Linked DNA regions of Homo sapiens: regions 2, 3, 4 and 5 are each linked to region 1. The links are chromatin contacts, found by Hi-C or POLR2A ChIA-PET in ENCODE. All regions are on one chromosome and are shown on one strand. Each heading gives the region's core, a stretch centred on a gene start or an enhancer-like site at or near the end of the contact. The rest is flanking DNA. Distances are from core to core; before and after follow the strand shown. Region 1 holds the start of GPR171 (G protein-coupled receptor 171). Region 2 has its middle 240 kb from the start of P2RY1. Region 3 holds the start of PFN2 (profilin 2). Region 4 overlaps MBNL1 (muscleblind like splicing regulator 1). Region 5 holds the start of LINC02917 (long intergenic non-protein coding RNA 2917).

Region 1 (6,029 bases), core at 2,025-4,524:
GACCAAATAGCAGTCACACCTCACAACCAAAAGGTAAAATGAAATGTTGACGCAATAACATCAACAAAAAGGCAGACAACCAAAAGGACTGTCAAGGGGAAATGACAGGGTAATGTACCCAGCCATTCTTTTAACTGAGTTCACATTCCAAGAATGTGAAAAAAACAAATTTGCCTTCAAATCATTTCCAAACATGTATTCTCCATTTCAGTAAAGAAAAAAAAACAAGGCAGAATTTAAATAATACAGAAACAGTAACATGGAAACCATACGTCTACATTTCACTTTAAAACTACACTGCTTAATCACATCAGTCACTCTCAGATTTAAAGCTACCAATCTCAGAGCACAGAAAAAAATCTTTGGGCTAACGCAGGTGGGAAAGAATATTATGTGCAAAAAAAAAAAAAAAAAAAAATTATTTTCTTTCAAAACATAACCCTGAAGCACAACGGCTATAGAGAGAGGGCTGAACTGGAGTTGCACAGGCTGTGGCAGAAGTGACTGATCATAAAAATCTTCCATTTGTAAATTATTTTGATGTAAGAGCGTCCCAAATTCACATTCCAGAGGCTGAAAACTCCATGAGGAAGGCAAGAACAGTGGTACACTGTTCTACCACCCAATGGCATGCAAATTCAAATGGTTACAAATACTAAATGGGAAGGGGGACCGGATTGACCTGATGGCCTCCATTGTAATCACTGTCCCCAGCAATTTCATTGTAAGAAGCATAACTAAGAGCTGGGACGCTAGGGTCTAACTGTGCAGGCTTGAGTGGGCCTTAATTTCTCTGCACCACAGTTTCCCCATCTGTAAGAGGCAGAATCTCCTGTATCTCATGGCTTGTTTTAACAAAAACAAGTCCTCAGACCTGTGCCCGGCTGTGGCAGTGACCACCGACCCCAACATTTGCTTTCCCCTTCCTCATTAGTTCCAAATGGCTTCCATGCTATGCCGAAAAAGCACATTTTAAAAACGCTAAATATTCAAAGCAAGTATTTCTACTGAAATACCGTTGTTTGGTATTTGTGTTCAATAAAATCAAAAGCACGTTTTGTATGGATAGGAGAGTTGACCACAGAAAATATTTTCTTTCTCAATTCATAACTTGGTGGACAATTTAGCTTTAATTTTTATTTTACACATACAAAATATCCATGAAATATTCATAAGTAATGAATAGATTATTTCTTTAACAAAAAGTACTGCCATGACCAAGGTAAGGGAAAAATAACTTCACCTCACTTCTTCCCGCTTGGGTGTGTATTAGTGATGACATGCAACTTCCCGGAACACTAAGTACAGTCACAAACACTTGTCCTCAGTGAAACAGATAGAAAAAAGTGGCTTATAGAAAATCAAATGAAACTAGTATTAAAAAATGAAAACTACATGTATTTCCACTGTGAATAAACTTCCACACAAAGCCAGGTTGCCTAAGCTCATTCTCAGAAGGAGGAATATGATTCATCTATTAAAAGATTAATTCTCACTATTCTAAAAATTAAATAGAACTCTGAGAACAAGGGCACTTCAGTGCTTTCACATTTGGCAATCCAGACACAGAAACTGTGGTCTGGGTAGATTTTTAAGTACAATTGTTTGTACTTTTCAATTGTGTCTACAACCTTAAAGTGAACCGAGGAAGTAAACATATAAAGAGACCTAACTAAAAAAAGCAAAACAGAAACTGTCAAAAATCTTTCATCCCAGTTTTTCTCCATGCCATGGTAAAATCATTCACCACTGTTTGCAGTCAACTCCACTCATCTCTAAATTCTCTCCCTTTCATCTCCTCTACCCTCCAGTGGATGTAAACCCTGATCACTTCTCACTTACTTGTCTGCAAATATATCTTTTCTACAAGTATGTTCTTCAGTGAGTCCTGTACAATGTTGAAGCATACATATCTTAAAAGAAAGATCCTTTCCTAGCACTATGATGATGAAGTTCACAGTGGTTCTTAACATAAAATGTTTGAGAAACATTTGCTTTTTCCCTCCTAGTTTATAATTTATGGTCTTCACTGGCAAAAATAATAATTATATGAATTTGGGAGAATGTCAGAATACCTGAGACGTGACCAATATCATCATAAGCATCTTTACATTTTTTTCAAAAGTCTCCTTAGACTTTCCCTAAATTCTCCCTAGCTAGATACTTCTCATTTCATCTTTTGAGACATTTTTCTTTTTAAAAACTAATACCAAGAGATTAATTTTAGATCCTGGAAAGGTATCTTCTTTTTTCTTATCCAGAAAACTGACCAAGTATTATTAAAAGAAACCAAAGCACCTACCAAGCCAATGAAGCATTAGAAGAAACCAGACCCTAAATAACCAGGCAATGGCTTTGCATTAACACATCAACTTTGAACCAGAAAATTCAGAACTCTTGAAAATATGTTTGTTAGGTCCCCCAGCATGCTAGGCTTCTTTCAAACATTCAGTTAGTTCTGCCACAGACACAATGAACATTTAACCAAACAACTTAAATACACACTGTAGGGTTCCTTTACACACAATCTATTAATTACTAAATACTATTCCAATTCATCAGGCTGTTTGAGTCAAACAGACAAATACTTATTACAAGTCTAATCTCATAAATTGAATATATAATATATTCTTCAATGAAAAATTATAAACTATAAAATAGTATGAATAACATCTAAGTGGAAATACATAAGCATAGAAAAAATTTAAAACTTATGTACCAAAAATATTAACAGTAATTATCTCTCTGCATAATGATGTTCCTTTTTTATTTCTATTTCCAGATTTTTCTATAATGAACATAAAATAAGATAAATAAAATGTATACATTAGCTGACTCTGTAAAACACATCTTTTTGTTTACTTCTTTTTTTAATAATAGGTGTCTCAGCAGGAATAAAAACTGCAACTATTTTTTAAATTTTAACTTTGAAATGCTGTGTTACTATATATACTGAAAAAATATTTGCTTAAACACCTTATATCTTTAATTATTAATCCCCATCAAGGCATGAAGAGTGATATTCTTTGAAATCATTATGACACAAAACATACCTTGGATACTTTAAAAAAAAAAAAAGGCTAGGTACTAAATGAAGATCTTTTCTCTAAAAAATATGACAAATAAATTGCTTAAGAAAGCATACATGAAATTGTATACATTAAAAAAACTTCTTTAGGAGACTTTCATAAAGTTAAACTACTTGCAAACCACAGTTTCATCTACGTCAATATGCAACATTTTAAAACCACACAAAAAGGAAAGGAAATTTTTAGTAAAGCCAGCAGCCTGCAATGGGGTTGCTACTGCTGCGGCTAACCAAACAGCTCATGCTTCTCTGAAGACTTGCAGCAAGGCTTGCTGAGGCTCACAGAAGATAGCCCCAGGTATGTCTTTTTAAACACTTAATATATTCAAATGCTTTTCCGTGGAAAACAAAATTGTGATTTTTCAGTATTTAAGGCTTATAAGTAGAAAAAGCCAAGCTGTATAAAAAAAAAGCATCAATTTTTAAACTCTAAATAGGTCCTAGCTGTGAATGACACTATAATTTTCTTATATCTGATGAACCCATTCATCTGTCTCCAAAAGACAGGATAATTGACACCAGACTGAATACCTGAGCGAGCATAACTATTCAGTAACTCAATCTTATAACTGGGTGGATAGAGGCCATGTTGTAGATCTTCACAACAGGGAACAACAGGCCTTAAGATGACTTTCCTCTACAAACATTACAATAGGTGATTTCAAGAAGATTCCACTGTGATTCCCATAGAAAATCTAATAAGCTTTTATTTTGTTTTTGTTTTGTTTTGTTTTTGAGGAGTCTCGCTTTTTCACCCAGGCTGGAGTGCAGTGGTGCGATCTCAGCTCACTTCAACCTCCACATCCCGGGTTCAAACAATTCTCCTGCCTCAGCCTCCCGAGTAGCTGGGATTACAGGTGCCCGCCACCGCGTTGGCTAATTTTTGTATTTTTAGTAGAGACAGGATTTCACCATGTTGGCCAGGCTGGTCTCGAACTCTTGACCTCAAGTGATCCACCCGCCTCAGCCTCCCAAAGTGCTGGGATTACAGGCGTGAGCCACTGTGCCCAGCCAGTTTATTTATTTTCTAAGCAATGGGCACTCTATCCAAACTACAGAGACAGTTAAAATCTTGTATTGTTGTTGCTGCACTACTTCTGAGTATCTCACATTTTCACTGGTAAGTAACTGTCTGGTAAAATATTTATTAAGCACTTAGTTCTCAAACTTGTGACACAGAACACAGGATGTTATTATACAATATTTTAACCTCTAATTTACATAAGCAAAAATTTTAAATAAACAGATTTGTTTCTCACTGCAATTTAGACAAAAGTTCACAAACACAAATGTGAGAAATGTGAGATGCTCCATGATTCTTGAGAATTACTGAATGATTATTCATTTCAGATAAATTATTCATGTACGGTATATATCGTCAGTTCTAGCTACAGAGAAAATTAATCAAAATAAATTACTCTAATTCTTCTCTTTACCATATACGTCTCATTGATACAACAGACTTATTTTATAGTTGTGCAAGCAATGGAGCACTTAAAGAAACACATTATGTTACCATTATTATGTAATATTTGAAATAGAAGTGCGTAAGCCAAAATCCTAGGGCCTTAGAAAGTAACAATAAGCAAAGATGTGACACTATATCAATGCACACGAATACTAGTTTTTCACATAAAGAAGAAAAGTATGTTCAAAATTCCAAGGTACAAATGGTAACTATCCAAATTCATGGTCGCCAAGGACATCGGTAAAGCCTGGAGTAGCTTTCAGATGTGAGGAGCTTCCTTAAAGCTCTGGAATAAGCAGGATTCAGGAATAGTAAGGATAAATGCAGAGCGCTTAGAAGATGACCAATAAGAACAGATCTTAGTCCTGCCTGAACATGCTGTGAAAGCTTGAGGAACACACCAGTGCCAGCCCTCAATCTCCTCAACTGACTTGGGGATTAGACTACAGGCTATCGATAAAGTTTCCATCCATCCTTAAAATCCTATGACTCCAAAATTTCTATCACATGCAAAAGTATAAAGGCAGGAAGGAACTGTACACAGAATAATAGAGACCCCACCAATCCCAATCTTAATCTGGGATGTAAGTAGAGATGGTAGAGAGAAACTAGGTTATGGAAGCTTTGAGAGCAAAGTTGGTTTAAACTTATTGGATGGGCCTAGGTTTTGTTTTTAAATGTGCGTGTGAGAGAGAGAGAGAGAGAGAGAGTGTGTGCACGTGGTTGTATGCATAGAACAGCAAAATATACGAAAAGCCTAAACTTATATTCTTAGTATTTTGGTAAAAAGTTAAAAATAGTTTATTTCAGCTTTATTACATAAAAATTGTTTAGAACATAGTTCCTGCCCACACAGTAAGCCCTTAGTAAAGACTGGCAGATATAATAATAATCATTATCATTTCTATCATCATCTTACTATTGTTACTGAGGCAGTGTTTTGGAGTGGTTTTGAATGTGATTCTGAGATCAGACTGACTGAGCTGGAATCCTGGCTTTATATCTTACCAGCTACACAACCTTGGGTAAGTAACCCCATTATGCCTCAATTTCCTCATCTGTAAAGCAGGGACAATAACAACACCTAGCTTATGGAAATGATAAGAAGTTAAATAAGTACATGTAAAGTATTTGGCATAGTGCCAGATACAAACCAACTGCTTAATTATTTTCATCGAGTTTGGTAAAGAATGACATTATTCATGGACTCTAACGTGCTAACTCAGGTAGGGAAAGAGAAAGGGCATGTAGCCTTTAAGCAGCACTTGAATTTAGAAAGCTTTGTGTACATCTGCCTTATTCATCTGTTTGCATACATTGTTTCATTACAAATGCACACAAAGGATCATTAATTAATTGGGGAAATTAAAATTTAGAAAGATGTCAGAAGTTTTATTCTCTTATTAAAAGGCACTTACAGAGTAGCTGATCTGGCCTTCAATGTTGGTCACTATAACTTATATTTGCTTCTTT
Region 2 (6,029 bases), core at 890-3,389, 1.4 Mb before region 1:
GGTTTTAAGTTCTTGAGAACACAGGCTAAGGGAGAAGAAGGAGGAATGAAGGGTGGAAGGTTGCCTATAGTGAAGGAGGCAAGCCCAGAGAAAAGAGAGAGTAGAGACATGGAGGGAAGGGGTTCGGGGGTTCTTACCCTCCAGAAAAGTGGGAAAGGGGTCGGGGCATGGAAATAAGGGGTCAGGGCATGGAGATAAGAGGTTGGGGCACGGAAATAAGGCATTGGGGCACAGTGATAAGGGATTGGGGCACAGAGATAAGAGGTCAGGATGCAGGGATAAGGGATTGGGGGTTCTTGCCCCTTAGAAAAGCGGGACTTGCCACTAAGGGTGAAGGAGAAGGGGTTGAGGAGTTCTTGCCCTTCCCCCATAAAAGCAGAGAAGGGGTAGAGACATGGAGAGAAGGGGTTGGCAAGTCCCCCAGAAAAGCGGGACTTGCCGCTAAGGGTGAAGGACCAAGGCAGGCGTCCCTGCGTGGTCTGACACCTCTGAAACGTGGGTGAATAATCAGAGAAGCATCCCTGCAGTGATTAAACACCAAGGGAAGGCTGCCTTCCTAGTCCGTGACCAGCGCCGGAGTTTTGGGTCCATGGATAAAATGTGTCTCCTTTGTCTCTACCAGAAAATGAAAGGAATTGAAATTAAGAGAAGGGACAGATTGAAGTGTGGCGCCCAGATTGAAAGGAGAAAGAGGTTGAGGGATAGAGGGAGGTTGGAGAAGAGAGTAAAAAGAGGCCGCTTACTGGATTTGAAATTGGTGAGATGTTTCTTGGGCTGGTGGTCTGAGGACCTGAGGTCGTAGGTGGATCTTTCTCATGGAGCAAAGAGCAGGAGGACAGGGGATTGATCTCCCAGGGGAGGTCCCCCGATCCGAGTCATGGCACCAAATTTCATGCACGTCCGTGTGAAGAGACCACCAAACAGGCTTTGTGTGAGCAATAAAGCTGTTCATTTCACCTGGGTGCAGGCGGGCTGAGTCCGAAAAGAGAGTCAGCGAAGGGAGATGGGTTGGGGCCGTTTTATAAGATTTGGGTAGGTAAAGGAAAATTATAGTCAAAGGGGTTGTTCTCTGGTGGGCAGGAGTGGGGGTCACAAGGTGCTCAGTAGGGGAGCTTTTGAGCCAGGATGAGCCAGGAGAAGGAATTTCACAAGATAATGTCATCCATTAAGCCAGGAACAGGCCATTTTCACTTCTTTTGTGGTGGAATGTCATCAGTTAAGGCAGGAACTGGCCATCTGGATGTGTACATGCAGGTTACGGGGGATATGATGGCTTAGCTTAGGCTCAGAGGCCTGACACCTACTGTTCCATATTCAGATGCTGATCTGTTCTTTATATGAAGTTGCTCCCAGGGTGTCAAAGTAAGGGAACCAGCTCCTGTAAAACTCAATCTGCAGATGATTCTCAAACACAAAACCCTTGCAAGTCTTCCTCTGCCAGCTCAGAGACAGTTACAGTTTCAGGAGAGCCATGTAGGATGATTCTTTGGTTTATCAGAAAATAGTTAAGCCATTTGTATTGATAGAGCAGGCATCATGCCAGTTGAAACATTCTTACACAACCCAGCCACTCTGGATGATTTGTACATCTTGGATCCAGGCACAATAAGCAGCTTAACTTGGAGCTGAGAAATGAAAACAAAGGATGTGGTCTCGCTGTGGCTCCCTGACCTCAGGGATCTGTATGGTTTCCATGATTATAAATTATCTAAGAAGAAGTTGAGTTCTAGGTCCAGAGAAATTATTCCGAGCAGCAGGAATATACTGACTAAACTGATGCACCAAAATGTCAGATAGTTCCTCTGGTTTTGTTTCTTTTTAAATGTTGTTGTTGTTAGGGTTATTTTTCCCTCCACAAGTCACTTTTTGGCTTGGCAAAAATGAACTGCAGACTGTAGAATATCAAGGAAGTGAGATCTGAGTCTTCCAGCTGTGTTGCTTTAAAGGATTCAATTAGAGCACAAATGAGCTCCACGCACATATTTGGGCAGTGCAAAGTTCACTCTCAGGGGGTGGGACCTTGCTAAAAGAACTCATTCTGCTTTGGCTGATAAGAAAATGTGCTTCCTGTTTCTCTTCAAGGACAAGAAACTTAAAGTAAAATTTTAGCCAGCATCAGAGAGCTATGACACTTTCACTTCCTAACTTGAGACTTAGGACTTGCTGTTTGAAAAGCTACATTTGAGAGAAAGAGCTCGAATCTTTGGCTTCTTCCATCTTGCTATGAAGAAAAGGAAAGAGATTTGTGGTCTCCATTCTCTCCCTGACACCAGACTAAAAGATTCCTTGGAATAATCAGAACTGAGAAATATATTATACTTTATTCACTTAACCCTAGATCAATTATATTACCTCTTTTCTTTCTTTCTTTCTTTCTTTCTTTCTTTCTTTCTTTCTTTCTTTCTTTCTTTCTCTCTCTTTCTTTCTTCTTTCTCTTAGTATTTTTTAAATAATTTATTATTATTATTATAATTTGAAACAGGGTCTCACTTTGTCACCCAGGCTGGAGTGCAGTGCCATAAGCCTAGCTCACTGTACCCTCAACCCTCTGGGATCAAGCAATCCTCCCACCTCCACCTCAGCCTCCTGAGTAGATGAGTAGCTGGGACTACACATGTGTGCCACCACACCCAGCTAATTTGTAAAAATTTTGTAGAGACAGGGTCACACTGTGTTGCTCAAGCTGGTCTCAAACTCCTGGAATCAAGCAATCCCCCCACCTCAGCCTCCCAAAGTGCTGGAATTACAAACATAAGCCACTGTACCTGGTCTGTGTTACCATTTTCATAGTAAAATATTTTTACCACAAAGCTAATTTATCACTAAATATACTCTGTTCTCTTATAATGAACATGTGTCATTCTTTTTGTATGCCCAGCATACATCTTGCTTTTTTTGTGTAAGGAATTTTCTACCTTATGAGTGTGGGTGGGAAACAGTGACCTCTTCTTGTAAATTTGTTTGAGTTCATTGTAGATTCTGGATATTAGCCCTTTGTCAGATGAGTAGGTTGCGAAAATTTTCTCCCATGTTGTAGGTTGCCTGTTCACTCTGATGGTAGTTTCTTTTGCTGTGCAGAAGCTCTTTAGTTTAATTAGATCCCATTTGTCAATTTTGTCTTTTGTTGCCATTGCTTTTGGTGTTTTGGACATGAAGTCCTTGCCCACGCCTATGTCCTGAATGGTAATGCCTAGGTTTTCTTCTAGGGTTTTTATGGTTTTAGGTTTAACGTTTAAATCTTTAATCCATCTTGAATTGATTTTTGTATAAGGTGTAAGGAAGGGATCCAGTTTCAGCTTTCTACATATGGCTAGCCAGTTTTCCCAGCACCATTTATTAAATAGGGAATCCTTTCCCCATTGCTTGTTTTTCTCAGGTTTGTCAAAGATCAGATAGTTGTAGATATGCGGCATTATTTCTGAGGGCTCTGTTCTGTTCCATTGATCTATATCTCTGTTTTGGTACCAGTACCATGCTGTTTGGGAAAAAAACAAACAACCCCATCAAAAAGTGGGCGAAGGACATGAACAGACACTTCTCAAAAGAAGACATTTATGCAGCCAAAAAACACATGAAGAAATGCTCATCATCACTGGCCATCAGAGAAATGCAAATCAAAACCACTATGAGATATCATCTCACACCAGTTAGAATGGCAATCATTAAAAAGTCAGGAAACAACAGGTGCTGGAGAGGATGCGGAGAAATAGGAACACTTTTACACTGTTGGTGGGACTGTAAACTAGTTCAACCATTGTGGAAGTCAGTGTGGCGATTCCTCAGGGATCTAGAACTAGAAATACCATTTGACCCAGCCATCCCATTACTGGGTATATACCCAAATGAGTATAAATCATGCTGCTATAAAGACACATGCACACGTATGTTTATTGCGGCACTATTCACAATAGCAAAGACTTGGAACCAACCCAAATGTCCAACAATGATAGACTGGATGAAGAAAATGTGGCACATATACACCATGGAATACTATGCAGCCATAAAAAATGATGAGTTCATATCCTTTGTAGGGACATGGATGAAATTGGAAACCATCATTCTCAGTAAACTATTGCAAGAACAAAAAACCAAACACCGCATATTCTCACTCATAGGTGGGAATTGAACAATGAGATCACATGGACACAGGAAGGGGAATATCACACTCTGGGGACTGTGGTGGGGTCGGGGGAGGGGGGAGGGATAGCATTGGGAGATATACCTAATGCTAGATGACACATTAGTGGGTGCAGCGCACCAGCATGGCACATGTATACATATGTAACTAACCTGCACAATGTGCACATGTACCCTAAAACTTAGAGTATAATAAAAAAAAAAAAAAAAAAAAAAAAAAAAAAAAAAAAACAGTGACCTCTTTCCATAAAAAGTCTAGGAAAATTGCTTGAAGAGAGGACACAGGCATGTGTCTTTGGTTTTGCCAATTAGATGCTCTCTTGGAGGATGTGGATTTGAGAACTGATGATGCAAAGACCTATCCTTTGGGTTAGGGTGGCAAGAGCTCTAGTCAGCATCTGGCACTATGAGTATCTGCAGTATAAGCCTCAAAATCTGTGCCTGGAAACAGTGACATCAGTGTCTCTATAAGACCAGCCCTACTAGGCTTTATGTTGGGCAATACAAAGTTGGACTTGGTTCTTGGTGAAAGTCTCCAAGCCAATTATCTGGCCCACTTGGGAATAAATGATAATTCTGCTTAAATAAACCAAATTTCTGTTGCTTGCAACAAAAACCCTGACTGATTCACTCTGTCAGCTTAATTTCCTTCCCTGGCTTCTCTTTTCCCCTCTTCCTTTCCCTTCTTTCCTCTTCCTGCTTCTTTTTCCTTTCCTCCCTCTTCCTTCTCCCCCTTTTCCTTTCCTATTTCCCTTTGCTTTCTTCCTCCTCCTCCTCTTCCTCTTCTTTCACTCTCTTCTCCTCCTTCTCCCCATCTCTCTCCTTCCCTCCTCATTCTTTTTTTCTCCTTCTAATCCTTGTCTTAGTTCTTCTCTCTCCATTCTCCTTACTTTCACTCTCTCCTCCACATTATTTTAGTTCTATTTTCAAGTATTGACACTCCTACCCTGAAAGAAATAAAAAACTCTAAACTTCCATTTTGTAGTTGATGAAACTGAGACCTAACATGTTTAAACAAATTATTCCAAATGGCCAGAATTCAAGGTGCCTTCCTCTTAATTTAATGTTCTTAGCACCATGCCATCATGCTACCTAAACAGTATATTTGATATGTTCCCTGAAGATGAATGAGCTGTTGATTCAATGCTATATATGTAAGGGAATAATTTACTAATAACATTTAGTAAAAGGACGTTTATAAAATATTACACATTCCATATTCTTCCACTGCCTTGGCATAGAGAATAAGTAGATGAGTGTGTATTTGTGTCCAGTCCATGTTTATTTGACTTATGTGGTTATGTGATCATGTGAAAAAAAATTGGAGTGGAGACCTGGGAAATCACCTCTGTTGGTCCAGTAAACTAACAGTAATCATCATCAGTATTAGTTATTATTAACAGGGAAAAATCAGTTGAGATTTTGCATAAAATATAACAGTGCTCTTTCAAAAGATACATCACATCTTGCCTTTCTTTAGCGTAAAATCACTTCATGGCTTCCCACTGCACTTGGAATAGGATCCAAAGTCTGAGTAGAGTGACAGTATCATTTCTACTCCCCTCTAGGACATGTGTGAGATAAAAGGAGCCCTATTAGTCAAGAAGAGGACAACAGGTACAAACTGAGACTGAACCTTACAAGGAAACCGAGATGCATGATTACTCCTTGCACATAGCCTTGACTTTCTCTCTAATCTCATATAGTACCACTCATCTCCCAGCTCAGTTTGCTTCCAGCATGCTGTTTTTCTTTTCTTCTTTTTTATCCTTGAATATCCTAAGCTGGTTTTCTTCTCAAAGGTTTTGCATTTGCTGTGCCCTCTGCCTGGAACACTCTCTCCCTATCTGTTCACATGGCTGCCTCTATATCATTTTGGACTCAGCTCAAAT
Region 3 (6,029 bases), core at 2,539-5,038, 1.2 Mb after region 1:
AAAGGTTATACTGCCATATTGGATAAAAAAACAAAATCCAGCTGCGTGAAGTTTATGAGACACAAAATAAAAAGGACAGAGAAAGGTTGAAAGAGAGGTGGGGAGCGAAAAGATATATAAGGTAAACACCAATAAAAAGAGAGCTGGGATGTTACCTTAATATTTGACAAAAATTTTAAGACAAAAAGCAGTATTGGTGATCAAGAGGGCAACTACTAAATAATAAAGAATAAATTCATCAGAAAGGAAAAATATAACAATTTAAATTTCCATTTTCCTAATAGCCTCAAAATATAAAAAGCAAAAATTCATAGAATTTCAGGGTAAAATGGCCAAATGCAGAATTATAAGTTCTCCTTGTTCTTTACTGTAAAAATCATACATAGTGAATACATTCAAAAGATATTTGTATTAGCTTGTGGGATTAAGGATTTTTCTCCATTTTCTAAACTTTATTGCTGTGATATTGATTTTATAATTCATATACTTTTTTCAGAAATGAACTATGCGGTGAAATTTTTAAATAACTGATGGTTAATTATGGTTTTACTAAATTTGGGGGTAATTACTGTGTATAGTTTTAGATCCTGCTCCCAATGATTATCAGGTTGTGTACATTTTAAAGATAATTTCTTGTTTGTGTTTTGCTAAAATTTCAAATGATTTTTACATGGACTCAAGTGGTTCAGACACCACTTGACTTACACATTAAAGAACGTGGCTTACTACACAGTTTCTGCTTTACTCAATAAGAATAAAATAATTCTGGAAAGAATGCATAATAATGCACTCCAAACTTAAATATGCTACTGATTGTTAATGGCTACATTATTCTGGCTATTTGTATCAACAACACAGCCACAACTTTTCTAAACTTCTGCCCAGATATTACAATTATCCTAGGGATTACTTACTCTCAGAAAAGTAGAGGAAGATACAAATTGGCAATTCTTTTTCTCACACTGATACTCCTTTGGACTTAAGTGAACCAATATTGTTATTACTAAAGCTCAGTATTCCACCTCTATTTATACTTTCTGAAACGTATAAGCAACACTTAGATGAAATAGGAAGGGATCACTGTACACAAATGGAAAATAAAGCAGCATGCAAGGAAGCTGGTTCTAAAGAAAACAAGCACAGGTGGCCGGGCATGGTGGCTCATGCCTGTAATCCCAGCACTTTGGGAGGCCGAGGCAGGCGAATAACGAGGTCAGGAGTTTGAGACCAGCCTGGCCAACATGGTGAAACCCCGTCTCTACAAAAAATACAAAAAATTAGCTGGGCGTAGTGGCGGGTGTCTGTAATCCCAGCTACTTTTGGGAGGCTGAGGCAGGAGAATCGCTTGAACCCAGGAAGCGGAGGTTGCAGTGAGCCGAGATCATGCCACTGCACTCCAGCCCTGGTGACGGAGTCTCATCTCAATAAACAAACAAACAAAAAAGCACAGGTTACTTTATTACAGTACTGAAAACCAAGACAGCACATGGACTCTCTTTGAATATATAACCTAAAAATTGAAACTGTAAAATTTAATCTATTATACAGAATTTTTTTCATAGTTGTTTAAATTTTACTGTTTGCAATTCTAGAAAAATAACATCATGTTGGAAAAGTAAGCAGTAATTTAAAATGAATTATATTTTGAAAAATATAGAAGAATGACAAGAATTCTAAATTTTTGTGAATATTTTACCCAAGAAATGTGTTTTAGAATCTTTTGAGATTTGAATTAGAAAATATTGTTGGTCAAATTCTTTCACTGTTTAAAGCCAACAATAAAAGAATAGGAAAAGAATGTAGTTATTTCCAACTCTGTGCTATAACAATAAGATAGTAACGTCTAGAAATTATATCTTAAAACCTTCAGAGTAAATTAATAAAAATTCAACATACTTCAAGTTATCACTGTATTTTTTCTATAATTACCTTTTCGTTTACTGTTTCAATTTATTGAATTATACATACAATGAAGAGCACAATAAATGTACATACAGCTTGATGAATTCTCACATAGTGAGCCTGTGTTACAAGTAATCTATTATTAACTTTTAAGATGATACAGTGCTATGATCGAAGGACTAAAATGATCAACATCACCATAAAAGGCAGAGTCATAAACAAGAACAATTAAGTGTAATTAAATCAGGTGGGAGGCACACTTACAAAAATGAAACAATTTTTGGTTCACATTTTACACCACACAGGTATTCTGTATCTTTAGAACATGAGAAAATACATATTCTCAGTCTGATAGGTCTCTGACTTGGGGGTTTCTTTTACTGTACTTTTTTTCTCTCTAGTAGCTGAACATTTTAAAGCAATCAGCAGAAAAAATATAAAACTTCAGAACCAATTAGACTTTTAAAAGCAACGTTCTTGCCCTTTCCAGAGATACATTCCTTAATCCTCCTACAAATCATGACCTCACACGATAACTTTAAGGGTGAACATCAACTTATCTACATTTTGGTGCTTTCTTTCCCTTAAGTGGCAGATGGTTTCTATTAACCTAAAATTGAAGTCATTGTTGGGGGACCCCTAATTCCATGTCTAGTCCTAGTGCCCAGAGGCTACCAAAGACGATACGAATAGCTTCTCAGGCACTCTACCCACCGTTTACCTTGTTAATACAAATCTTTCCCAGACCTGGGTCCCGAAATTATTTTACCCTGCAGAGCAGAAATGTTACGGTGTTCATTCAGTGAACTCTTCCCTAGTTTTTAATCTTTGTATTTTCTGCGTATACTTCAAGCCACCAGTAACTTTCCCAGTTACCAAGAAACAGTGTAACACAGGTCGCTATTTGTTTTGTTCGGAATTTACGAGCAATTTAACCACACGTGATTAGCAACATTAAGGGGGCTCCTCCAGGCAAAGAATCCACAGAATGAGAGGCCCTTGGTACCCAAATGAAGCAACAATGAAAGATCGGCGAAGCTCAGCAAGGTTCCTGAGCGCCACGGACGCCTGCTCTGATTTCAGGTTGCCGGCGCGCGCCCGCGGGTCTGCCTTTATGGACGAGGCGCAAGAGGGATCCAGGAAAGACGGTGCCCTTAGAGACTCGGAGATTAGCGTGGGCAACCCTGCCACCAGCTGCCCCTGCCACCAGCCGCCCCCACAACAAAAAGGAGGAAACGCTCCGCATCCCGTCACCAGGACAACTCTGTAACCCGACACCGAGGCTCAAGATTCCGCATCCCGGGCAGCGAACACAGGAGAAAAGCACATCGCGGCCCGGCCGCGGGGCTCCAAGGCGTCCGTGCCGCCGCTGTTCCTGGGGTGCCGAGAGCGACGCGGGGTCCACCCTCTCCGCCGGCCCGAGGTCCGAAGCTCGGCCCGCCACCGCTCCCGGCCGGCGCCTCCCGCACGTGGCGGCCGTGATTGTCCCGGGGCGGTATCCCTCCGCGCCCCCGCCTCAGTCTCCCCCCGCCCTTCCCGGGACCCTCCGTGCCCGGGCGCCGCGGAAGGATCGCACGCACGCGCGCGCGCACGCCCAGCCGTGTCCGCGGAAAACGGAGGGCGCTGCGGTAAGGAGCAGCCGCCACAGGCACAGCCGCTTCGCAGCCTCCCGCCGCTGGTTTGTCAGCCCCGCGGCTGCGGGCGGCCGGGCGGCCGAGCGCGCTCTGAGGTTCGTCCCTCATCGCTGAACCCGCGTCCTCCCGCCGCAGCTCCTCGGGGAGGGGGGCGGTCGGTGCCTGCGCAGAGCCGCCTCCTCCCCGCCCCCGCCCCGCCTCCCCCCGCGCCGCCGCCGCCCGCTACCGCCGCCGCCGCCGCTGCGCCTGCTGCTCCTCGCCGTCCGCGCTGCAGTGCGAAGGGCTCGAAGATGGCCGGTTGGCAGAGCTACGTGGATAACCTGATGTGCGATGGCTGCTGCCAGGAGGCCGCCATTGTCGGCTACTGCGACGCCAAATACGTCTGGGCAGCCACGGCCGGGGGCGTCTTTCAGAGCATTACGGTGAGGACCAGTGGCGGCCGGTACCCTGGTCCCTGCACCGGAGCGGGGTGGCCGGCCGCGGGGGCACCGCAGCGCGGGGCTGGAACACTGAGGGCCGAGCCCGCAGGTGTGCTAGGCAGCGGGCGCCGAGGATGCGGCTGCCGGGCGGGCGGGGAGGCCGAGGCCCGGGGACGCCCCCTCACCCGGGGCTGCGCTGACAGGCTGGGGGCGGCGGCCGGACTCCTTGCTGGCCCTGGCCGGGCGCCCCCGGCGTTCCCAGCGTCGGTCCAGGTGCCCGGGTTGGGGGAGGGGGCACGCACCGGCCAGGGCAAGGGGAGGGGTTCCTTTTTTCCTCCTAGTGCGGTTCCCCTAGGTTCTCTTGAAGCCCTGAGGTTTGCTATGCACGTTCTGGGGTGGAAGCGGGGGTCGGGGATCCGGGCTGGGGCGCGCGGGCCCCGGGTGGAGGTCCCTAGGCTCTCTGGCCGGCTCTTGCTCCGCGGACAGCGCGCCTCCCGCGCCTCCGGCTGTGGGAGGCGGCGGCCCCGGCCCGGCCCCCGGGATTCTCGAAGCGACTTTGCGTAGGTTTACCGATGTCCAGGCCTCTGGGGCTTGCGAGAGATGTACGCCGACCGCGTAGGTGGATTCGTGAATCTCGACTTCAGCTCTAGCTCTATAGGTTGTTTTTTTTTTTTTTTTAAATTCTCCAAGATGGCGAACTGCCATTGATTTCTCTTCTCATATGGAGATTCATCGATATACGGTTATCCCCAGTTATGCAACATAGCTCAAAAAAGGGGTGCTTTTCGGGGGCTTTCAATTATCTGCGAAGACCAGGAGCACACTTCACTTCTCTAAGTCCCTCCCTCTTTAGTGGTGGCAGTAAAGGAACTAATGCAGTTTTATGCTTCACATTGCCTGATTTTCTTGAGACTTGATGGTTTTGAGTTGGTTGCAATATGTTTGGAGAATATTTGCCACAAAACCTCCAGCTTATTGTTTTGCCTGTTTCTGCCCAAGGCTGTTTCTAAAATTATGATAATTGTACTAAATACGAGACCATTCTCTTTATTTCTTAGCACCACGCTCCCTTTCCATTAAGCACCAAAATTCAGGTCCCCTATTAAGGGTGCTAATTATTCTTTTACCACTTAACATGGTTTAAAGTCTAACTTTAGAACTCAGTCCTTGATAGTAGTACTTTAAGGTCTCGTATACCCGCAGTGGACTACAATTCTTGTAGGGAATTGGCATCTGGTCATCAACTTTTTTCCTGCAGTCCTCTTGTCTTTGTGTGTGAGTTCCCGCTGTCTGACTAGGAAGATTGCGGGAGTGTGCTTGGAAATGGCTGGGGCCTGCTATGACTCTGCAGTTCTGATGGGGGCGACGCCTTCCTTCTTATTCATGGAATGTTAGAATGCACGTTTTCTCCTTTCCGGTTCTGGTGGCTACCTCAGTTTCTTTCCCAATCTCCCTCCATTTTTTCTGTTTTACTATTGCCTACCGCAGTGCTGTAGACAGAATCCACTTTGCGTTTGCCCAGAAAGAAAACTGATTACTGAGATGGGAGGGGAAGGGAAGTTGGAAAGAAACGGGAGTCGTGGCTAGAAAAATAGGAGGGAAATATGAATTTGGAAAAGCACTGATGTCCAGGGGTTGAAGTCCATCTCATCACGTATATTTCTAGTTACTCTAAGCAGAGAAGTGAACACATCAAAGAACAGGCTTTATTTTGGGAGACTTTGAAGCAACTTTAAATTTGATGAAACATGATTTACTGTAATGGGACTGAATATGATAGACCAGCTTTGTTCAGAGTTGATAGCTGAATTTTTACCATTACGTGAACACTTTCAGGCACCAGCTGACTTAATACAGTTTATAAATAACTCTTTAAGTTTGCACTTTGTCTAGTGTCAACTGTCAACTCTTTACAGTTTCTTTGTATAGACTGGTCTTGGTTAAGAGACGACATCATTAACTGAAGTCAAATCAACTCATGTAAAATATGTGATTATATAGGATTAAATAATTATTTAGAAAAGACTGAATCTTGGTTTTACATTAGTGAAATGTGGCTATCTGGCAGTGGTAG
Region 4 (6,029 bases), core at 2,507-5,006, 1.1 Mb before region 1:
GTATAAGAAACAGTATTAAATAAAAACTCTGTAGTTGCTGTTAGTATAAGTGAGCAATTAGCATAAGTCCTCACTAGAATCAAGCTTGTTTACAGTAAAATTCACAAAGAAATTACTATCCTAATAATCTATTATACTTCAAACAACTCAGAATTTCTATCAAGCCTTTCCAGTTGCTTTTACTTAAGTTGCTACATGCTAATAACTATCATCAGTGCTAAATCAAAGGCCATCTATCTATCTATCTAGTTACCCACTTCTACTGGCAGTCATGATTTTTGGCCTAGCTGTTAACATGGAAAATTGCTCACCTATCTAAAAGCACAGGATGTAGTACTGCTAAGTTTAAAAAAAAAAAAAAAATTCAAATTTCCTCAATAGGACCTCTTTGTAAGAAAATAAGAAGCTTTGTCTAAGTCTGTGGGAAGGCAGAGACATTGCTCAGCATGAAAGGTAACGGATTAGCAATGTTGATAGCTGAAATCCTCTACTTATCCTTGGCAAGGAAAATGACAAGATAAGCTTCCCAAACTAGGTCCCTAGGTGTCTGTGCTAGGTCTGAGAAACATTCCATTTCTCACCTTTCACCTGAACTGGGCATGTGTCATACAGTTCTTCAAAAGACAATTCACCCCACACTGCATTGTCTCTTTTAAGTGAGAAACAGCCTTATATATGCAATTGTTTCAAGGGTACTCCGTGGAATTTTGATTAGCTTCAGACATCTGAATTACAATGAAACTGAATTCAGCTGTAAGTGCCACATTGCTTGAGGTCTAAATTGTTTTTAGTTTGTCACACTCACACAGTGAAGCAAGATTTCATGAGAAAAAAAGTAGACGCAGTGTACCAAAATCTTATAATATGAAGCAAAATAAATAGTTCTAGAATTACTGCAGCAGGTAGCTTGATTCGAAACATGGTTTACAATTTATCTAATAGTCTAAAAAAACCTTTACTCATAAAAAAAAGTTTTCTAAAAAAGTTCTAATATAAACAGGCAAATGAATACAATTACTAGTTTCACCAAAGCAACTGCAGCTATTGAGAATTTCATTAAAGAAAGGTTTATGTCAGAGTTGATGACACTGCAGCATATTCACAGGATATTCTTTACAAAGTTGTGAAGTTTCTCCTTAGGGACCTTTTATATGAAACATACTGCTGCGCAGGTTATGCCTTATAGTTAGTTCATCTCCTAAGTTATTAGGAGAAAACAAGGAAGTGATATGTCAATCTGTCACTGAAAGACACATTGAATATATGTGCCAGCACAGTATATATAATAATCTGTCAAAGTTTTAATACATGGGAGATACCAGTGGTTAAAAATCAAACCACAAAAAAACTTCCTGGTAACAGTGATTCCAGTTAGGACCCTAATAGATCAAAATTTTAATTGAAAATTGCATATTTAGTCTAAAACTTGCAGATATTTTATCAGGATTATCAGTGAAACTGGTTTTTAAAATATGATGAAAAGTCTATGCTTGGGGCTTAGAACAGCAGCAACACAGGCAATTTCTGGATTGAGGATAAACCATGCTAGCAACAGAGGATCTTCTAAAATTTAACTATAACCACCTTTGGGACTACTTTATCATGTCTAGTTATGCCATCCAATCCATATGTGACCATCTGGATACTTGTTTGCCTTACTGATTTTGAGTGCTTTAGTTGTTCATTTACCTGTATGTACATATATTTGTGTGCCTTCTAATACCTAATTTCCATACTTCATATATTCTGCTAAGCCTGCAGAGGCTCTTTAAAACTGTTCTCAGCACCCTTGATTGTATGCCACTTTGCAGTGGAATCTGATCTCAAATGTGTCTATGATAAATCTGATCGGGGTGCTATTTATAGATAGATATCACTGTATATAGCAAAAAGAAATTTTAATTATCTTAAATAAAATGGCTCAATTTGATAAAGGAACAAGTGACTAAAGTTTTCAAAGGTAAAAGAATTTTGCTAGATTTTTGGAAAATAGATAGTAAATATAAAGGTTATATTCTCTTTCTCCCATCCCTAGTACCTGAAAAATGAATGGGTATTTGAAATAGAATTCAGTAAACAATAAGTCTATTTCTGTTGATCATATCGTAAAAGCTTTTTTTTTGAGGGTATAAATAACTTGGCAAATATTAAAATACATTCTGTAGGCTTTCTTTACATTGACTCCCCAAATTTTAGTTGAGAGCTCATGACTGAATAGGCAATTTGTCATTGATTTGAAACATCATTTTTGAAATATAATTTTCTAATGGTGGCTTGCAGTGTTAATATTTTTCTTTTCTTTTTTCCTATCTCTTTCACAAGCCATAGGGGAACATAATCCTCTTTGGCATAAAATAATGCACCTTTGCAAATGTTCTGGATTTCTGAAATAGCTAATACACCTAAATCTATAGCACGTAAGCAATTTAAGTCTCAGCTTGAATACGCTCTTAGACTATTATAAATTAAAACTGCAATTGTAAAAGGAAAATTAGAGAAACTAAGTATTTAGAGTATTGTTTATATACTAGCACACATTATTACAGCTTTTGCTCTTTTACTGTTCTCGTTCTAATTCTGACATTCTTAATACCTACATTCCTCGTTGTCATGTATTCCCATTTTACTTAGCAACAGATTTATTACGATACAGACTTCTACATTTACATACGGTATATTTAAATCTAATTATTTAAACCTTAAAATCATCAGTATGCAACTAAAATAGTGAGCTAATTTTCTTCCTATTATCTTTAGTAACATACCAATTGACTTCTTTTACATAAATGAATACTTTCTTGAACTGTTTGACTTATTTTTTTTTTTTTTAATGAAATAAATTCTCCTCTTCTAACTAGAAGTCTGCTATTAACGTAAGTCACCTGGGAGCCTGGCCAAAGTCTGAAGCAGCACAGCTGAAGGGTACAGCCATTTCATAGGGTCCTCTCAGAGAGTATTTGGTTTGCTTTCCTAACTTTCTAAAAATAGTAGATTACACAGGCCACCTCCATCTCATGGCTCAAGAACTCAGAAAAGGCTGGACTATGGATTTAAGCAATACACAGGACACATTTTATTAAAGAAGTCAGGATTATTACAAGTTTTCTAAATTTTTTTCCGTTTACTCTGTGAGAGAATGCAAATGATCTAGCGGTTAATGGCATGGAAACCTCATAACGCTCCCAAATTTCAGAACTTCAAGCATGAGTCATACAGTTACTTTAACAGTTTTAAAATATGTTTTTGATCTATTTTAGCCACAAGACTGAATACAAGAGGACTGCTATCTGAAGGGAAGGATTCTAAATACTGTACAAAGAATCACATGTGTCAGTTATAAATATATACACACACACGTAAGAAACATGTTTTTTAACATAAATGCTTAATTACATATTCAAAATTGTTTTAATGCTTAACATAATTATTTTACTAACATTTAAGAAGCTACTGTCCTGGGTATGAAGCTCCATCATAAATAAATTCATGTTTTTTTTTTCCTCTTATTCAAATTTAAAATATTTTACCAAGTTTTAGACACTGTAATTTAAATTTAAATTAAATTCAGTTTCTCTTAGAAAGACAAAGAAAAAGGACAAAGTTTGCATTGATTAGCTGCTGTAATGAGTTCATTTCATAAATACATTTAAAATCTTGAAATTATTTAAAGTCCTTGATGTGGCAGTTGAATCTTGTTAACCACATAGCATGTCATTAAGCAACCTTGCTGCTTTACTCAAAAAGGGACTGTTCTGTGGCCATAAGTGAGCAGCAACTAAAAAAAAATATTTTGAGATGGAAAAATAGCAACTGAATAGTAATGTTTCACAATGTTTCCAAATGTTGTAGAAGCAGGTCTTCTGTGTAACCACTCAATGTCACAGCCAAATTTAATGTCCTTCATTTTGCAGCTACGAGTGCACCATCAACTGTCTGTAGGATTAAAAATTGGATTTACTATTAATTGGGTCAAAACAGGGTTACTTATGGCCACAGCTGGTTACCGACAAGAGTAATTAGCTCCTTGCCCCTCATTTTATGGGTCTCAGTCTCTAATTACACCTGAATTCAGCCAGCATGAATTTAGGAATACACATTCACGGAGGTACAACCACTGTGCCCTTCACTGATGCCTCTCAAAGGAAAGGGTGAAGAAAGTCTCAATGGGAGTTTATAACTTTTGCTTATTGATCTTTAGGACTATGACATTAAGAAGAATCTAACATTTTAAAATATTTTTGTTGTTAATACCTCCTTTCTGTTCAACTCTAAAGATCATATTCTCGAAATCTTTGGCAAAAACTTTAGCAAAATGAACAGCCTAAAATGGACCAGGAAACAATGAACTGAAACAATTAACTCATAACTCACCCTGATGTTATTAAAGAAAAGATTATTATAGCACCATATATTTTTAAAGACAAGATGGATCTATGAGACTTTTACTTCTCTACATATGTAGAAGTGATAGTGTCCTCCCCTCAAAGGTCCAAAGAATTAAATTAGGACATTCATATTCAAAAGCAATTTGATTAAACCAAGTAGGCTGAAAGTACCCAGGAACACATTTCTAGTCTTGACCTTGTGTGTCAAAATAAAGATATTTATGTTATCTTTTAAAAGACTCATTTTCAAATATGATACCTGAATTACAAATCCAATGACATTTTTGAATGTCAAGAAACACTAAAGTAAATATTTTAGTATTATGGTGCCCACAAAAGCTAACTTTTAACATTTCTAGCTAAGACTATTACAAATAAAAAAAAATCATGATCTAACAGAAAATAAACTGCTAATTCACATTAGAATTTTTGAAGCTGGAAAAATCCAATAAACAATAGTACTTATGAGTTTCTACTTATTTATATAACTCACATGCAACAAAGTTTGTGCCTCAGGTAAGGTGCTGTAGCAGCAGTTCAGCACCTTACTTCTAGTTACATTTTCCATAAAATGCGTGGCTCTGGCCTGAAAATAAAATGCCCACAAAATAAAAAGAAAATCTAAAATGTCAAAATATTAAAAGAGTAAAAAGTCTATCCAAGTTTAGCTGATTTTAAATCTGCTTCTCTTTTGCAACTGTACAATGCCTTTACCAACAAATAAAAATCATCCTCATTCAGCTATTGCCATGGCCTTATATATAATATATGCATATGCTAAACACTCACAGGTAGCTACATTTACCATTTCCAGGGACAGACAGACACTTTGCCATTACTAAGTGAAAAATATGTCAACACTTTCTGCCCTAGCAAAAAAAAACATGCAGTGAAAGGACTGATAAAGTTATTCATAACAAAGTTTGGCCAGACTTGATTCTACTGCTTCTCGTAAAGTTCCCCAGCCCAACATCATCAACACACTGTATAACTAAACTATGAACAAAGCAATCCATAATCCCATATGCAGAGAACTGTATGTCCATATACCCCTCATTCAATCATTGAATATCCTTAAAAGAATATAATAGTTACTCACTTTCAATGAATCAAAGCAGGCGATTACTCGTCCATTTTCAACTTGGCAGCTTTTCGAAGGATGTGCAAATTTACATTCCGTGTCTGGCCGTGAGCAAGTCCCCCTCTGGAACTCTCTACATACTTCCAGTGTTAGCCATTTTGTGTCCCGAATTGGTGTGACACTAACAGCCATGTTTAGATTTTACAGGTAGTTAAATGTTTCAGTGAAACCAACAAACCCAACCCCCCCAAAAAAGAGCAACAACCAAAAAAAAAAAGCTGAACTGATGATGAAAATGTCCCCTCAAAATACTTTTCCCCACTCCCTGCTTTAAAAGTACATGGAAAATTGTGTCGTCAATATCAAGGAAAAGATCTCCCACTAGAAATTCACAGCATGAAACTGTTAATTCAAAGAGGTTTTGGTTTTTAGAGAAATACTAGGATTGTAAGTAGATGAACGTTTAAAAGTAGGGCCTGGTATCAGCCTTGTGCTCTCAGTAACCCCTTCCCAGTGCCAATTTGGAGCCCAAAATGCAAGCATGAAAACGTGGCAGACCCTTC
Region 5 (6,029 bases), core at 1,369-3,868, 1.0 Mb before region 1:
CTCAAGCATATTTATTGCCCTCCATCTGTCATCAGGAATGTTTACTTTATGCAAAAATATGGCATTAGTGTGATTTTGACAGGGAATGGTACTCATTTTAAAGATTTGTTGACACAATAGATAATGAGAATCAAGTATTTTTATAAGTTATCTACAAAGCTATCTAATTTTTTAATAGAAGTAGTATTTTACTAAGTAAATTTATACTTCTAGCACTTGATAAATTAACAAATATATGTTTTAAATTTTCTAGGAAGAGCCTATTTACTGTCTACCAGTAAACAGTATCTAAAGGGACTTTGTTGGAGGGATACAACTATCTATATTTCCTCTTTTTTTCTTCTACCCTTCACTCCCTTTTCCCATTTCCTGTATTTTTGTGGCCTCAATTTCCTTTTGGCCAAATTGCTGATCAGTTAATTGGAATCTAACATTTTTTGACTATCTAATGTACAAACATGGTCTTATTTAATGTTCACAATTAGCACCCCAAACTTAAAAAAAAAACAGTCAGTCACTTGTTCAAAGTGACTTAATTGGTAAGAATGGTAGAGAATTTTTATTTTCACTGAAATAATCAGTCTTAAGAAAGTAAAAACCTATTGGACGACCATAATTCTGTACACTATCTCAAGTTGTTTTCAAAGGATCTGGGTAGGGGAAAGATAGGCAAGAGCTAAAATGAGAGCTGTTTTAGGCACAAACTGATTTAAATAAACTTATTCTGCCAATTTAACAGAGAATACAACATACTTGTGACATTTGCCTGGCATGTTTTAGAAACAACAAAGAAAAAAATAGTGTGTTTGAGCAGATGTAGAATATTGAGCATTCAGGGTGCTATGTAAGGACTAGAGAGGCAGTTTGAGGTTGTATGTTAAAGGACTTTTTAGACCAAGTAGAAGAGGCTAAAATGTGTCCCATTTGTATCAGAGAGCCAATGGAAACTTTTAAGATGCGGAGAGTCATGATCTGATTTGTTGAAAATAGAACTGATTATAGATCATCTGAAACTAATTTGGCATTAGTCAATATTTTGTTGAAGGGAAAATTCATCCTCTTATCCATAGAGTCCTTAAACTGTAGACATCTGTGTCTACTCTGCCCTCCTCCAATCACTGTCTATATCTTTGGTACCAAATCCTATCCAGTTTACTCTACATCATCTCTTGCAATTTTATTTTCCATTCTTTCCCTTATCCATGTCCAGATTCACACATCTTCTATTTGCTCATGCCTGGACTTTTGAAGCACATCATGTATTAGGGGGCCAGACACCAGCTTCTCTCCTTTTACCAATATATTCCTCATAGTGTTGGAATTATGGAATCTCTGCAAAGAATAAAGAAACATGCCAAATACTTCCTCTAGTTTCACCTGATAAGAACCATGCAATGCCTACTATTTGGTGTAATTAATTTTTTATTGTTTTGCTTGTGCAAATAACCTTTAGAACTAGAGAACTCCTGAAGCACAAAGTACTCTGTAATAAATGATAATCACCAAATGTTAGGGTAGAGGCTATCTAAGTGAGCATCTCCCCTGAGCCCCTGGGCTCTGAAAAGTTATCAGACAGATAGCCAGGCCGACCCTTGCCTTCACGCAGGGCAGAAAGGCCGAAGCAGCCTGATGGCAAGTGCCCTTATGGCACTTACCATGTCCAAGATAGAAGTTGTAAAATGGTGGCCAATGGGCTGAATTGGCTTAAAGCTATATATTTTTAAATGGCATCATTTAAATAAATATTTATAATTTGAGAGAATTCACATAAAAATTCACATTTATGCCTTCTGTTGAAAATACAGAAGATCTGTCCAAGCAAGATCAGAAATCAGATGGGCCTATGTAGAGGAGGGGCACAATCTTGAAAAGGTGCCACCTTTTACTGTTTCCACATCATATTTGTGACTTCTATTCCTTAACACTCTGGGCCTGGGGGAAGAGGAGGGAGAGAAGATGGGGAGTACCGAGAGTGCCTGGGATTGAATTTCCTGTCATCCCAATGGGAAGATGTCTCAGAGTTAGAATTACACTTTTAAATCGTGATCGTAAAAGAAAATGAAATTTCTTGAACCCACGAGTGTATAGATTTGTATCAGCTAGGTGTAATGTCAATAATTTATTGGTTGAGTTTTAAAACAACCCCTCAGTTTCTTCCTATTTCTTATTTTCTCATCCTTTTAAGAATAGAGAGCATCAGATATATCCATAGACACAGTGAAGAATGAGCAGGTAATAGATAAGGAAATGGGTGGTCTTCAATATAGAAGTTCCAAGCAGCAAATTAAGTTGGGGAATGTTATGGGTAGAAAACCAAGGAAAGAAAAAAATAAGTTTATAGGCAAATTAGATTAACAGACTATTCCTGTTGTGACGAGAAGTTAATAAGAACTGAGAGCAAGAGCTTTTGCCTCTTCAGATATTTAAAGACAACCAGAAAACATCACAGCCTAGGGCTGGAGAGCATATAAAAGATAAGTTTAGAGAAGTCCTCAAACCGATAAAATAACAACTTACTTCCCCAAATATGCTAAGGGTGTTTGTCTGTGGTTAGTCAAACCATTAAAATGGGGAAGGAGGAGGGGTCAGAATTTTCTCTTCTAGGTTCAGAAGAGCCACATTTTGCCGTTCCGACTCTAAAGCAACTACATTTCTCTACAGAGCACAGAACTGTATGTAAATTCATCCATTGTAAATCTAATCTGCAAACATGTATTAGATCAGTATTTGGAGACAGAGAAGCCAACTGGTTCTTAACATTACATTGTATAGCTTCTATTAACATGTATCTCAGGGACTCATTTGGGTGATATTTGCATTGCCTAGGCTGTGGACAAACCACCAGGTAGCCTGAAAAGGACTTACTCTAGGGAAGAAACAGTGTGAAAAATAGTGTGGGGGTATACTTGTTGAAGTGTGAGTGAGGGAGGATAGTGGAGGAAAGGAGAAAGGAGGCATTGGTAGACTCATTTAAGACAAAAAATGGGCATTTCGGTTTCTTAAAAGCCACTTTTTTTTCAATTTAAAACTGTTTTGGGACTAAAGCCTCAGCCATATAAATTATTCTTACCAGGAAAAAAATTCTCTGAAGGAAAAAAAAAGCTAAACATGTATCTTGGCAAGGGGTTTCATATTTGAATTTAAATTTAAAGATAAATTTGTTTTTAAGAAAGCATAAAAAAGCAATTTCAGAAAAAAATCAGAAAAGCTTAGTTTTCTTTTTATTAAAAAAGAAACACAGAGAAATAAATTGATTTAGTTTCTTGTTATGTTCCCTTGGATATGACATAAATTGAAAATTGTAATTAGAAAAGAAATGAAAAATAATTCAATAAAGCTTTCACAATTATTCCTGAAAGAGCCATAAATGCAGTATATAATGACATAATACAGTAGTCAAGATAGTCATTGTTTAAGGTGAACTGAAATGTGCATTATTACATCAACAAAAAGATCCCACAGCTGACACTAATCTTTAGCGTTCTGCCAAAGTGGCATTTTATCCAAACTTTCTGTATTGACCTCACAATTCCACATACATACCTGTAATTCAAAACTTACTCATTTTTTCAAAACATGTGTAATCTGTATATGCAGATATGTGTACTTCAAAGGGTTAAGCTACCCAAGCCATAGTCAATGAATCACTTTTAAAAAGAGCAATAACTCACTGTAAGAATCACGTAATTTCTTACTGTAGGTGTGCTTTAACTAACTTTCACACACTCATGTTTGCTTTAAAGAATTCAGAATTTATGAAATAAATGACACAGTTTTTAAAAATCTTTTGAAGCCAGCAACTGGAAAAATAAGTGAATTATTTCAAAGATATTATTACTATACTTGAAAATATCATTTCAAAAATCCTAGTTCTTATTAGGGAGTAAAAAATGGACTACTGCATTTCAACCTAAAGCTACGTTTTAAAATGCTCCATATCTTTGTATGCAATATATTTTCTAAATGTAAGTAATTAGCTGTCTGTTCTTGAAATAATTTTTGGTTAAACAAAAGTTTCAACTCCTATAAGGCATAGTTAATAGCATGGTAATTACAACATTTTTATAATAACTTACAATCTTCTGAGATGTTTCACAATTCCTTCAGTTAGGGCTGGCAAATATGATTTCTGTTACTATTCTATTTTAGCTTTTCAGTAAGTGCCAGCAAGAGAAATTATATTCCTTTCCTTTTATGGCTTTCTGTGAGGCCCTGACTTGTAGAGAAGGCATTTGTGAGGTTGCTAACATTAAAGTTAATGTTAAACAGCTTATATTTTAACTAGAGATACTTCGCAGTTGGGATATATGCACATTTTGATTCTTTGCCACAGATGTAGTTGAAAATAGTAAATACTTTCTTCTCATTTATTTATTTTTACTCCTGAAATCAGGTGGCCTCTTAAAAATCTTCAGAAAAGTCAGCTCGTTTGAAAAGGAGACCAGGAAATATTGATTGATATAAAAATGAAAGTTCAAGCAGTCGACACTTTTTGTTTTAAATAATGTAGAAGCTAAAAAATAAAATAAATTCACTTTGCCAAAATGCAAGGCATTTTAGGCTCTTATGAAGAAAAAAGTGAATACTAACATGATACTCAGCAAACTGGTTAAAAAAAAGTGGGAAGGGAAGGTTTTTGTTAGAGGACATGTTAGTTTGCTATTAAAAAATATTACTATTCCAAGAAGTCTGGCTAATGCCAGAGACTCTTCATCAGCAAAATAAGAGAAGCATGCTGAGCCTCAAACATATTTCTACACATTTCTTGAAAAAGTCTGAGCAATCTTTAAAACAGGAGTGAAGAGGAGAAAGCCATACCAGTCCTAGTGGTGTCTGAAGTGTCCTCTGGTGATCTCTACCACACTTTGACCACACCTCCATCCCCAGCTGTGTACACATAACAAAGGTTATCAATAAATAATGTATTCATCTACTGGATTGCAGTGAAAGCCCCGATTACTTTTCTCCTATGTTTGGACTAAAGGTATTGGCTTTCTTCAGATATAACCAAGGAATATGAAATGCATTTAGGGAAAAGATCAAAAAGTACATGGAGGCCTGGCTAGTAAGAAGGAATATTATAATTTGCCTTCATATGATAACACTGTAACTGCTTAAGTACTCCTCAAAAATAACTTTTCATGGTATGTCTTTACTGATCCACTAAGAACTCTTACAGTATTAAATATTTTACACTATCAAAATTCTGGAGAATGCATCCTTTCCTATGTAACCCTCTATTTGATAAGATAAAAGAATTTTGCCATTCATTGTGCCTTACACAAATGGTTTATCTTATCAAAACAAATAGTGCTCTAAAAACAGGATTTTTTTTTAAGTAAGCAAGATCTTTTTTAGATGCATGTTTTGTGCCTACATGTGTTCTATATAATCAGCAGTTATAGTCATAATACTTTATGTAATTATTTAATTTCCAAAGTTTTAGCTGACATATAGCAGTATACCTGAAAAATATTAATAAAGCTTTTTGAGCATATTCTCTTTCATCCTCAAAAACAAGGTACCTAATATAATTTTATTATGCTTTGATTTAGAAACCATATTAATTAACCTGTTAGAACACAGAAATGTAGGATTTTAGGGCTGACATGGACATAAGAATTGTTTAGTTCAACTGTCTTTAAAGATTTTGCAAGAGAGGGTCTCTAGATGAAAAATTTGCTTGGATTCACATAGCAGCTGTGAATAAAGAATTGATAGAGGAATTTGAATATGAACAAAGTAATTAAAATTTAAAATCTGAAATATTCTTTCAATGACTATATAAACCTCTGTCCATCTATCATATGTATTTTGTGTAATGTTAGGAAATGGTATTTCCCTTCTTGGAAAATATTTTTAGTACCATAGGAATATAAAGATACAAAAGTCTTTTTTATTTCTGTTTACTCAACAAATATTTATAGAAAATTATTTCCTTCCTAACAATAACAAAATGGTATATCAATGAACATTTTCATAAGAACAATATACAATATAAACTTGTAAAACTATTCATGAGTCACTTA

The links. Hi-C counts contacts between places; a loop is a spot of excess contacts on that map. ChIA-PET counts read pairs that join two places held with the same protein, here RNA polymerase II (POLR2A). Pooled maps may share reads with other maps.
Region 2: a pooled map shows a loop between it and region 1 (3-fold over the local background). The contact joins the enhancer-like site here to the promoter of GPR171 in region 1. A Hi-C loop is called at or near these places in 3 of 50 pooled maps. POLR2A ChIA-PET finds 5 or more read pairs at or near these places in 2 of 52 experiments (activated naive CD4-positive, alpha-beta T cell and naive thymus-derived CD4-positive, alpha-beta T cell).
Region 3: a map of CD4-positive, alpha-beta memory T cell shows a loop between it and region 1 (13-fold over the local background). The contact joins the promoter of PFN2 here to the promoter of GPR171 in region 1. A Hi-C loop is called at or near these places in 2 of 168 maps with a recorded cell type or tissue (CD4-positive, alpha-beta T cell and CD4-positive, alpha-beta memory T cell) and 3 of 50 pooled maps. POLR2A ChIA-PET finds 5 or more read pairs at or near these places in 1 of 52 experiments (naive thymus-derived CD4-positive, alpha-beta T cell).
Region 4: a loop to region 1 is called in a pooled map, with 11 times the contacts of the local background. The contact joins the enhancer-like site here to the promoter of GPR171 in region 1. A Hi-C loop is called at or near these places in 4 of 50 pooled maps. POLR2A ChIA-PET finds 5 or more read pairs at or near these places in 2 of 52 experiments (activated CD4-positive, alpha-beta T cell and activated CD8-positive, alpha-beta memory T cell).
Region 5: a pooled map shows a loop between it and region 1 (3-fold over the local background). The contact joins the promoter of LINC02917 here to the promoter of GPR171 in region 1. A Hi-C loop is called at or near these places in 2 of 168 maps with a recorded cell type or tissue (both naive thymus-derived CD4-positive, alpha-beta T cell), 1 of 37 single-sample maps with no recorded cell type and 11 of 50 pooled maps. POLR2A ChIA-PET finds 5 or more read pairs at or near these places in 6 of 52 experiments (activated CD4-positive, alpha-beta T cell, activated CD8-positive, alpha-beta memory T cell, activated T-cell and 1 more).

Annotation. Positions count from the first base shown.
Region 1 is chr3:151,200,461-151,206,489 of GRCh38, reverse strand. GPR171 (G protein-coupled receptor 171) reads left to right here and starts at 3,274. Exons shown (of 3, transcript NM_013308.4): 1 at 3,274-3,386; 2 at 5,493-5,581. The region is part of intron 16 of MED12L (mediator complex subunit 12L); the gene reads right to left.
Region 2 is chr3:152,592,286-152,598,314 of GRCh38, reverse strand. No RefSeq gene overlaps it. Among named protein-coding and RNA genes, the nearest start is that of P2RY1, 240 kb to the left of the region's middle. RefSeq lists enhancers at 809-1,479, 1,843-1,942. Within about 2 kb of position 2,139, at least 18 of the 41 ENCODE cell types and tissues checked have a DNase peak (open chromatin) inside an H3K27ac peak, as active enhancers do.
Region 3 is chr3:149,968,654-149,974,682 of GRCh38, reverse strand. PFN2 (profilin 2) reads left to right here and starts at 3,788. Exons shown (of 3, transcript NM_053024.4): 1 at 3,788-3,958. The coding sequence starts at 3,827. It overlaps LOC646903 (a long non-coding RNA gene), which reads right to left and starts at 3,404. Exons shown (of 1, transcript NR_036538.1): 1 at 1,441-3,404. RefSeq lists enhancers at 2,525-3,055, 3,056-3,587 and silencers at 3,433-3,492, 3,723-3,802, 4,013-4,252, 4,263-4,312, 4,333-4,592.
Region 4 is chr3:152,299,823-152,305,851 of GRCh38, reverse strand. It overlaps MBNL1 (muscleblind like splicing regulator 1), which reads right to left. Exons shown (of 10, transcript NM_021038.5): 2 at 5,485-6,029. The coding sequence starts at 5,658. Among named protein-coding and RNA genes, the nearest start is that of MBNL1-AS1, 33 kb to the right of the region's middle. RefSeq lists an enhancer at 3,219-3,318. Within about 2 kb of position 3,756, at least 23 of the 41 ENCODE cell types and tissues checked have a DNase peak (open chromatin) inside an H3K27ac peak, as active enhancers do.
Region 5 is chr3:152,202,016-152,208,044 of GRCh38, reverse strand. LINC02917 (long intergenic non-protein coding RNA 2917) reads left to right here and starts at 2,618. Exons shown (of 3, transcript NR_186000.1): 1 at 2,618-2,672. LOC101928166 (a long non-coding RNA gene) reads left to right here and starts at 2,616. Exons shown (of 3, transcript NR_136178.1): 1 at 2,616-2,672. RefSeq lists a silencer at 4,771-5,065.